Linked DNA regions of Homo sapiens: region 1 is linked to region 2. A link is a contact called in ENCODE Hi-C or POLR2A ChIA-PET data. All regions are on one chromosome and are shown on one strand. Each heading gives the region's core, a stretch centred on a gene start or an enhancer-like site at or near the end of the contact. The rest is flanking DNA. Distances are from core to core; before and after follow the strand shown. Region 1 holds the start of TUBB2B (tubulin beta 2B class IIb). Region 2 holds the start of NQO2-AS1 (NQO2 antisense RNA 1).

What was found. Hi-C counts contacts between places; a loop is a spot of excess contacts on that map. ChIA-PET counts read pairs that join two places held with the same protein, here RNA polymerase II (POLR2A). Pooled maps may share reads with other maps.
Region 1: a loop to region 2 is called in a map with no recorded cell type, with 3 times the contacts of the local background. The contact joins the promoter of TUBB2B here to the promoter of NQO2-AS1 in region 2. A Hi-C loop is called at or near these places in 1 of 168 maps with a recorded cell type or tissue (OCI-LY7), 3 of 37 single-sample maps with no recorded cell type and 3 of 50 pooled maps. POLR2A ChIA-PET finds 5 or more read pairs at or near these places in 7 of 52 experiments (BJ, Caco-2, H1 and 3 more).

What each region holds. Positions count from the first base shown.
Region 1 is chr6:3,225,757-3,230,969 of GRCh38, reverse strand. TUBB2B (tubulin beta 2B class IIb) reads left to right here and starts at 3,317. Exons shown (of 4, transcript NM_178012.5): 1 at 3,317-3,483; 2 at 4,301-4,409; 3 at 4,701-4,811; 4 at 5,159-5,213. The coding sequence starts at 3,427. RefSeq lists enhancers at 1,163-1,719, 3,015-3,673, 3,674-4,334 and a silencer at 3,121-3,410.
Region 2 is chr6:2,998,425-3,002,773 of GRCh38, reverse strand. It overlaps NQO2-AS1 (NQO2 antisense RNA 1), which reads left to right and starts at 3,099. Exons shown (of 2, transcript NR_186367.1): 1 at 3,099-3,383. It overlaps NQO2 (N-ribosyldihydronicotinamide:quinone dehydrogenase 2), which reads right to left and starts at 2,880. Exons shown (of 7, transcript NM_000904.6): 1 at 2,689-2,880. RefSeq lists a silencer at 2,882-3,131.

The DNA of each region.
Region 1 (5,213 bases), core at 2,068-4,567, 230 kb before region 2:
CAGCTATGGGGGCTGCGGGCTGGGTTTTTGGGGTTTTAAGCGGTGAATCCTGGCAAGCAGTGAAGAACCCTAATGCTAAATGTCTAGTAATTTCAATAAATGTGTCAAAAATATATGCTACATTATGAAAACAGTGCTTTAAAAATTTACTACTATATAAAGCCTCTTTTCTATCAGACTTCTTCAAACAATGACTGTGTGTGTAATAGAGAAATGCAAATTCACTTGAGGACATGCCGTTGAAAGTAATCTGAAAATTGTGAAAGCAAATATAATTTTAATAGTTTAAGGGATATCTTGCTCACCTCAGTCACGCAATAGATTACGTATAAAACAAATGTTGAATTGTATTTTATGCAGCAATATTTCTACAATTGTCTCTGGAAGGGAAAATTTTTAAATGTTAGTACATCATCAAGACTAACATTAAGAGATCATGAAATATGTTGCCCCGAAATCTTCGTGCCTGATATACGATGACCTAGATTGAGACGCATTGCATATAATGAATAGACAGAAATGCTGGGGACCCAACTGAAAACGACTTTTTTTTTCTTTGAAAGCCGGGTACCAGTCTCTTTATGCGAGCTACATGGATTAAGAATGATTTTTTTGTTTAAGGGTTATCAGATAAACTGAAAGACTTCAGGGAAAGGTGTGGCTGTTGTCAACATTTTAACACAAAATCGGCTCCTTGTGAAAATAAAAATGTGCAGCATCACAATTCCAGTGGGGGTGGGGGTGGGGGTGCGATGTAGACCGGTTAACAAGACTGGCTGCCCGGAAGGGGCAGGGGTGTGGGGACAATTCGAGCAAAATGCTTGAAAGGAAAGCAGATCTTGGGCCAAAAGTGTCCCCAAGGGCACTCTGGGCTTTCAGAAGGATGATTTCCAGCCTCATCCTATCCCAAACCAACCCCTTTAAAAGAAACCTGAGAGGAAAGGGTCTTTTCATCTATCTATATGATCTTGAACACGCGTTTTCACCCGGGCACTGAATGGAGATTTGGCTCGGAAACAGAAGCTGAGAAATGAATTGGTTAGATGAAGGAGGCAGGCGGCCAGCTCAAGTTACTCAGCATGGAGCTGAGCGGCCCCCAACCCCACCCCCCAGCGCTGAGCATCAGGGTTGCTCCTGGGAGCTCGCAGCGAGGGGGTGACCGCTCCGAGTGTGTCTACACTCGCCGCGCGGGTGCCGCCCTAGCTCTGTTCCTTCCGGCGCAGCTTGGTCCCACCAGAGCCGCCACCTCGAGGCTGACACCTGCCACAGCCCTTTTGGCCGAGATGCGGTCACTTTCCCTGAGGTCTGGTGTGCCCAAAAGACGAGATTCCAGTCCGAGCCCTGTCCTCAACTTGCTGTATGACCTTGGGAATTGCTAGCCCTCGACGTTTCGGCATCTGCAGGATCTGGATTAGAAACTCGGAGGTCAGGCCCCGAGACCTTGGTACCGGGAGAGCAGGGCATGTGGACAGACCCTCCGCTGCTCTCTGCCTCTCGGTAGACCCCACCCTCACCCGGGCACGCCGGCCGGGTCTGGAATACCGGCCGGCGAGCTCCAGTCTGGGCGCCCTGGATGTTTGGGGGCGCCTGGGCTTTTGTTCTCGCTACTTCTCTTTGTACATTGGAATCGACTTGAACCCCCCACCCTCCACCCCACAGCGGGAAAGGGAGGCGATGACAGCTTGCTGATAGTTCTGGGAGGGTCTCGCTCAACAGCTGCAGGCTGAGCTCCGCCGCGTGCGCCCGGGTCATTCGGCCTTTCTCGCCAGGGGATGAAAGAGGTCACGTCACCTCGCCAACGGCCCTTCCGAAGTGTGGGGCGGCGCGCTTCAGTCATCGAATTGCAGGGAACAGGTTGTGCAGTGAACGTTTCTGACACCCTTTCCCCTCCCGCCCTCAAACGCACGCAGGATTAGTCTCTCTCTCTCTCTCTTTCTCTCTCTCTCTCACACACACACACACACACGCGCGCGCGAAAAGTAACAAAGAGACCAGTTCCTGCCTCAGTACCTAGAGACTGCGGATCTGAAGGGAGGGTCTGTGCTCCAAGTCTGTGCACGCGCTCGTGCGAGTGCGCGTGGGTCTTGGGTCGTCTCGCGCGCGCTGGGCTGCAGTTTTTAGTCGTATTCCCCACCCTTCAACCGCAGCACGAAGCCTCGGACCTCCAGGTCGCCGCGATGGAAGATAAGAAAGTTTGTTACTCGGGCTTGGGCCACCCTTGGAACCCACCCTCTTACTTGACAATAGATGAACTGAATCCGAGGGCGGGGTGGGGGGGTGGGGCGCCTGTCGTGTGGTTTTAAATACTGGGTTACACAGCGTATCCCACGTTTCTGAGAGCCCTTTGTTCCGCCGACAGCCCCGCCCCCGGGACCCCACCCTCTTTCTGCCCTCCGGACGGTCAGTGCAGCGCCACCGGCCACTCCCACTCCATCACTAGCGAGCAACAAAAGTCAACCCCCGGGGCAGAGGGCTCCTGGGTACCAGCAGGGGCGTTATGCACTCCCGGAGAGGGTCGGGCAGGGCTGAGGGGCTCCGAGGTCGCTTCACCCCTAGATGCTGCGGCGCAGTGAGAGGAGCTACCAGCCCAAGACAGACAAAGGAGAAAGCAGGCCCACGCTGGGGCGGGGGCGGAGGCCGCGCTGGTGTTCATGGGCCGCAGGTGTCCCGGTTGCCATCAAGCACGACTTCCTTCTGGGGCCACCTGTCCTCCCCCAGGCCTCTGTGAGACGGAGCGCCGCCTGGGCAGTCGCTGGCCTCCAGGGTTGAGGAAAAAGACGGTGGTCTCACCAGGGGCAGTTGGCTGGAGGGACTCTGGCCAGTGGCCGAGTAGGAGCCGCAGTCCGAGGTGGCGGAGCAGCCTGTGCCACCTCAGCCCTCCCACCTGCCGGCACTGGAGCACCTGACGGCTTCTCCACATGCTCCAGTCCTCCATCGTTCCCATCCGGTGCCAGCTCTGCCCCCACCCCGGTCAGGACGCGCTGGTGGCCCTCGCCTCGCCGCCCTCTCACCCTCCTTTTCTTCACTGTTCCCCCATATCCCCATACCCAGACCCCCACCACAGCCCCAGACAATGCGCACGCCCCCACCATACTCCCGGTAGCCCCCACCCCTCTCCCGGTCGGCACGCCCGCTCTGATTGGCCGCGGGCCGGTGGTCCAGCCCCCCGGACGGTCCCTAGGGCTCGGAGCATTACGTCAGCCGGGCCTGGAGAGCGCCAGCGCGAAGGGGACTGGGGGGCTCGGGCTGGGGGCGCGGCCTGTGCCGGCCGCCCCACCCTCCTTGCATAAAAGCCGGAGCCCGCGGGGCCGGCGCTCTCAGCCCGTCGGTTCCCGAGCGCCTTCCCGGTGACCCCGCAGTGGGTGTGTGAGGGGAGGACGGACAGACCCAGACGCCGCCGGACCAGGAGGACGCTGACGAGGCACCATGCGTGAGATCGTGCACATCCAGGCGGGCCAGTGCGGCAACCAGATCGGCGCCAAGGTGGGCGCGCCGCAGCGGAGGGGGTCCAATGGGGGCGCGAACCTGGGCCGAGAGCCCCTCGGGGTCCCCAGGCGCGGTCCTGGGAAGGCCTGGGGATCGCCAAATGCAGACCTTCCTGGCCGCTTTGTGCCGCCGAGTGTGGCCTGGGCTAGGAGGTGACTTTCGCGGACGGAGGGGGCACCTCTCTTTCTTTCTGCTGTAACTCATTTGGAGTCCCCGTCACCCCCTCGGCCTCCCTCCGCGCTGGCTGCTTGGCAGGCACGCGTGCCTGGAGAAGACGAGGGTGTGTCCGCGAGGCTGTGCGCGGCGCTCCGCGCGAGGGGCTGGGACACCAGGAGGATTAATTGTACTCGCTTGAACCGGAGTCGAGCTGCCGGGGGAGGGGAGGAGAGCGATTGTCTTGCGGTCTCAGGACGTGCTTTGAATCTAAAACCGCGGTCCTTTAGCTCCTTTGCGTTCCTCTTTCCCCGCCCACCCGCTCCTGGCGGGCTGCAGTCCCTGTGCCCTCGCCTCCTGCCGCAGCCTGGGGCTGCGACCAGTGCGCCAAGCTCCGCCACTGCCCGGCTTTGGCTGGTCCTTACCCCCTCGACCCCTACCTCCCCCCGCGAGCGGCAGCTGTTTGCCTGGGAAACGCCCAGTTTCAACTTTCTGAACCTGCAAAATACAAGCCCCGCGGCTGTGCCCGGGTCACGACGCCCTTTAAAGCTTCAAGCTCCTGAAATGTTGGGTTGTCGGAACTGAGTCGGGGACATTTCATTGTGAGCCTTGGCGTTTCTGGGGGCATCGTTCATGGCTAAATGCAGCCTTTCTGTCTCAGTTTTGGGAGGTCATCAGTGATGAGCATGGGATTGACCCCACTGGCAGTTACCATGGAGACAGTGATTTGCAGCTGGAGAGAATCAATGTTTACTACAATGAAGCCACTGGTAATCACCCTTGCCCCACCCCCACTCCCTTCAGTTTTTCCACCTTCTCCCCTTTCCCTTGCGTGGGACCCCAGGGGTGTGGCCCTGGGAGAGGGTGGACTATTCAGTTTAGGATCCCCGCTCTTTCCCTGCAGTATTTCATTGGGCTTCCTTATGCCAACAGAGCCCTTTGAGAACCTGATGGTGGGTCTCCCTTTGTTTGGGGCAACATCTGCATGATGGCAGCAGGCGCCAAGCCCTTCTCTGCAGAGGTCCTTGCCTGAGGGTCTAAGTCACTGTTGTTCCTTGCAGGTAACAAATATGTTCCTCGGGCCATCCTCGTGGATCTGGAGCCAGGCACGATGGATTCGGTTAGGTCTGGACCATTCGGCCAGATCTTCAGACCAGACAATTTCGTGTTTGGTGAGTGCCTGGTGTGGCTGAGAGCATGAGGGATTCATTTTACGCTGGGCAGTGGAGGCTGAAGAGGTGTGATTGCCAGAGGGAAAGCATGAAGAACATCCGCGGTGTGCCAACTTAGCTTTAATATAGTGTAAAATTGTTTGCCTTTCAGCTGCTAAGAGCTTGGTGTCCTGGCCTTCCTTATTTATAATTATATTCATGAACAAATATTTTAACGTTTGGCCATTTTGGTGATAATCTGAAATAGTCTTATCTGAGCATTGACTCACTGATCTATATTGAGGGGTTTGAGGTAAGGTATTTAGTACAATCACCGGTGACTTAAGATTTCTCTTTCCCTCTGGCAGGCCAGAGTGGAGCCGGGAATAACTGGGCCAAGGGCCACTACACAGAGGGAGCCGA
Region 2 (4,349 bases), core at 1,850-4,349:
GCTGAACTGTGGTTCAAAAAAAAAAAGAGTGGATGGTGGTAGATGCAGTCAGGGAGGTGGGAGGGGTCTGACCTGACCCCTCCTAGGGTAGGGGTGAGGATTTTATTCTAAGCCTGACAGAAAGCCCTTGGAGCCTCTTAAGCTGGAGAGTAATATGGAATGATCGCCAGTTGTGGTGGCTCACACCTGTAATCCCAGCATTTTGGGGGGCCGAGGTGGGGGGATCACCTGAGGTCAGGAGTTTGAAACCAGCCTGGTCAATGTGGCAAAACACCATCTCTACTAAAAAATACAAAAATTATCCGGGTATGGTGGCATGTGCCTGTAGTCCCAGCTACTTGGGAGGCTGAGGCAGGAGAATCACTTGAACCTGGGAGGTGGAGGTTGCAGTGAGTCAAGATTGTGCCATTGCACTCCAGCCTGGGCAACAGAGCAAGACTCTGTCTCAAAAAAGAAAAAGAAAATAGAGTGATATGAAATGATTTACCTTTGTAAATGTTGCCAGTGTTTCTGCAGACTGGGGGAACACCTTATCCTGATTCCCAAAGTGATTGCCCGAAATCATGTTGTTTGTATGAAATGCTTCATTTTCACTCCTCTAGACAGGGCATCCATTCTTCAGTGTCCCCAGCTCACCACTCCCTTTTGTATTCCTTGGCCCAGTTTACATGTTTACATCATATGGCTGGTGGCATGTGAGTTTGTGACTTCTGTCTCCATCCCCCTAGCGGTTAAGAATAAGAATCTGAGGTCCAAGAGCTGAGTGACTAACTCAGCTCTATTTGAGTGACTCAGCTCTATTTTCTATACTATTTGAAATAGTGGGGAAAGACTCCAACACAGGCTCTTGACTTGCAGTTGTGTCACTGTTCACTTGACCCCAGGCACTTCCCTTGGCACCCCATCCACAGCAGTGACAGTTCTCTCCCTTTTTAGAAACTATGCACCTACCCAGGCCTACAGGAAAAAAGAGCCATGTGGTTATTAAACTGTATATACCAGGTCAAGTGGGCTCTGATATTTTTGACGTGTACATTATTTAATTTTAAGAAGTTATTTTATAATGTTTTCACTTTTTTTCCTGTGCCTCTTTCCATGTGGACAGTCCCCGTGCTGGGCATTCTAACAGACAACATCTCACAGTGTATTCAGTGTGTATTCATGCGGCAGCTAAACCATTGCCTGCATACCCTTTTGTGCCCATTTTCCTATTTCTGGGACCTTAGGTTATTTCCATTTTTTTCCCAAAACTATAAACAGCACAGCTAGAAGTATATATTATTTAATACTTGTTCCTTTTCATGTATTTCTTTGGCTGTGATCTTCGGAGATTAAAGGTTAAACTGATTTATTTTTTCAGAGATTAAAGGTTAAAGAAGCTGATTTTTGGCCGGGCGCAGTGGTTCATTAATCCCAGCACTCTGGGAGGCCGAGGCAGGCGGATCACCTGAGGTCAGGAGTTTGAGACCAGCCTGACTAATATGGTGAAACTCCATTTCTACTAAAAATACCAAAAATTAGCTGGGTGTAGTGGCACGCACCTGTAATCCCAGCTACTCGGGAGACTGAGGCAGGAGAATAGCTTGAACCCGGGAGGCAGAGGTTGCAGTGAGCTGAGATTGTGCCATTGCACTCCAGCTTGGGCAATAAGAGTGAAACTCCATCTCAAAAAAAAAAAAAAAAGAAAAAGAAAGGAAGAAGAATGAGTTCAAGACCAGCCTGGCCAATATGGTGAAACTCCCACCTGTACTAAAAATACAAAAATTAGCCGGGCATGGTGGCAGGCGCCTGTAATCCCAGCTACTCAAGGGGCTGAGGGGGGAGAATCGCTTGAACCTGGAAGGCAGAGGTTGCAGTGAGCTGAGATTGCCCCACTGCACTCCAGCCTGGGCAACAGAGTGAGACTCTTCTAAAAAAAAAAGAAAAAAGAAAAAGAGGGCCGGGAGCAGTGGCTCACGCCTGCAATCCCAGCACTTTGGGAGGCCCAGGCGGGCGGATCACGAGGTCAGGAGTTTGAGACCAGCCTGACCAACATGAAACCCGTCTCTACTAAACATACAAAAAATTAGCCAGGCGTGGTGGCACGCCCCTATAATCCCAGGTACTCGGGAGGCTGAGGCAGGAGAATTGCTTGAACCCGGGAGGCGGAGGTTGCAGTGAGCCGAAATCGTGCCACTGCACTCCAGCCTGGGCGACAGAGTGAGACTCCGTCTCGGGGAAAAAAAAAAAAGCTGATTTTTTTTTTTCCCAGAGAGATTATAGGTTAGAGAAGCTGATTTTTCATTTTTTCCACAGTGCCACAATGTCCTTGACAAAGGCAGCGCAAACCAGTGGTTCAGCCGCGCCTTCAGGGCAGCGCTGGGCAGCGCACGGGCCTAAACCCCGGTACCCCCTTTACAGACTGACCTTGGGCCCGCTGATTCCTACTTGTAATATGACTATGATACCAGCACCCGCTCCATAGGGTTGAGGGCAGATTCCACCAGACGATTCGACACCGGGACCCTGCGTGTGGGCGCGTTCCGTGAGAGCCAAGCACGATCCTATGTACAGAATGGTCCCTGGCCCGGGCGCGACGACCCACAGGGCCATATGGCCGGCCAGCTGAAATCCCTGAGAGCGTTCTGGCCGTCCAGTCCGGGAACTGTCCTTCCCAAGTCCCCCGGTCCCCGACAGGGGATCACTCACCTTCCGACCAGCGCACTCCCCAGTAGGAGCCGCAGGACTGGGACCCGCGTCTCCCCAAGGACCGCTCTAGGAGTTGCGCCAGGTTCCGGCCGCACTGGACCGCGCACTCGCTGACGCCTGGAGGGCGGGAGCGCTGCGACTGCGCCCCCGGGGACCACGGACCGGTGCCAACCTAAGCAGCCCGGAACCTGCCCCGCGCCGCGGGACTGCAGGCCTCTTTACGCAGCGCGCCTACCACGCCGAGGCCCCGCCCACTCACCCGCCCCGCCCGTGAGCCCCGCCCACACCCCGCCCCGCCCCCGAGCCCCGCCCACTCCCCGCCCCGGCGGTGCGGTGCCTCGCTCCGCGCCCGTCCGCGCCCAGGCCCCGCCTCCACAGCGGCGTCCCGCCCCACCCACACCTCGCCTCGGCCCCTAAGCTCCGCCCACTCCCCGCCCCTGAGGTCCATCTGGGGCCTCGCCCGGCGATCTGGGACTGGGGAGGACCCTGCTGACTTCCAGGCAGGTGGAAACTGGATTGATAGAAATCCAGCGCGGGGAGGCTGTGCTGAGAGGAGGGACGCCCCTGCCCTGCGCCTCCCGCTCCCCATCTCTGGCTGGTATCCCGGTTACAGAATGAGGGTCCGTGGTGCAACAGAAAGAATGAGCCACTGATACACTCATCAGCTTGCTCGGATCTCCCGGGGAGTTACGCTGGTGAGAGAAACCAGTCCCAAAGGTCACTCACCGACGGCGCCGCTGGTGTACTGGTATTATGCAAGATGCCCTCGCAAAGGTCACGCACGGATGGTTCATTTATCCAAAGACCAAAGGAGAGAAATGCAGGACTCATTAGCAGTGCCCAGGAGATAGGGGGGCGGGTGGGTGTGGCTATAAAAACGCAACCCGGGGGGTGCCTGTGAAGGAAATCTGCGTCCCGCGGAACGCAACACGCTGTTGGGATACTGGATTGTCCTTTGTGAGATGCCACTATCGGGGGAAACCGGATGGCTTCACAGAAAAAGTTCGTTTAAAGGAAAATGGTTTAAGGCCAAGGAAATACCTAGAAAACGGAAAGTCTTGAAACCAGAGCCGGTGGGGAGTTATGGGGGGCGGTGCTGGTGAACAGTTTGGGCCGACTTTTTCCAGCGCTTGCTGGCTTCTGCCACCTCATTTGGCAGTCACCTGCCACTGTGACCTCCCCAAGTCCCTTCTCCAAACTCAATTCCTTGATTTCTGGTGTCCCGGGATGGCCCCACTCCAACAATAGAGCAGAAGGAAGGAAGGTTTCCCCTGTGTTTAGAACGTTCCTAACGAAAATAACTGCAACTCTTGATTGTACCTCCTGAGGGTCGTTGGGACTTTCCCTCTCAGACATTTATTGGTTCATTCATTCGTTCATTTTGCTGTAACTCACAGTGGCCCTCCCCATCCTAAGGTGCACTGCTGGGATTGGTCTATGTGCTGATGATGTTCTCCTTGTCTTCAGAGGTGAGAATGTGCCCTCCCTCCGAGATGCCCTCTTGCCCCTGAGCTCCCCAGCAGGGAATAGGCTGCCTTGTCTTGTGAGTCCAGATCCTGGGAACAACTTTCATTTAGGAATGGAACAGCAGGTCCTGGGAGCATTGGCGCCTGCGCGCCCATCATGCGCGTGTGTGATGCAACATCACCACCTTGTGGCAG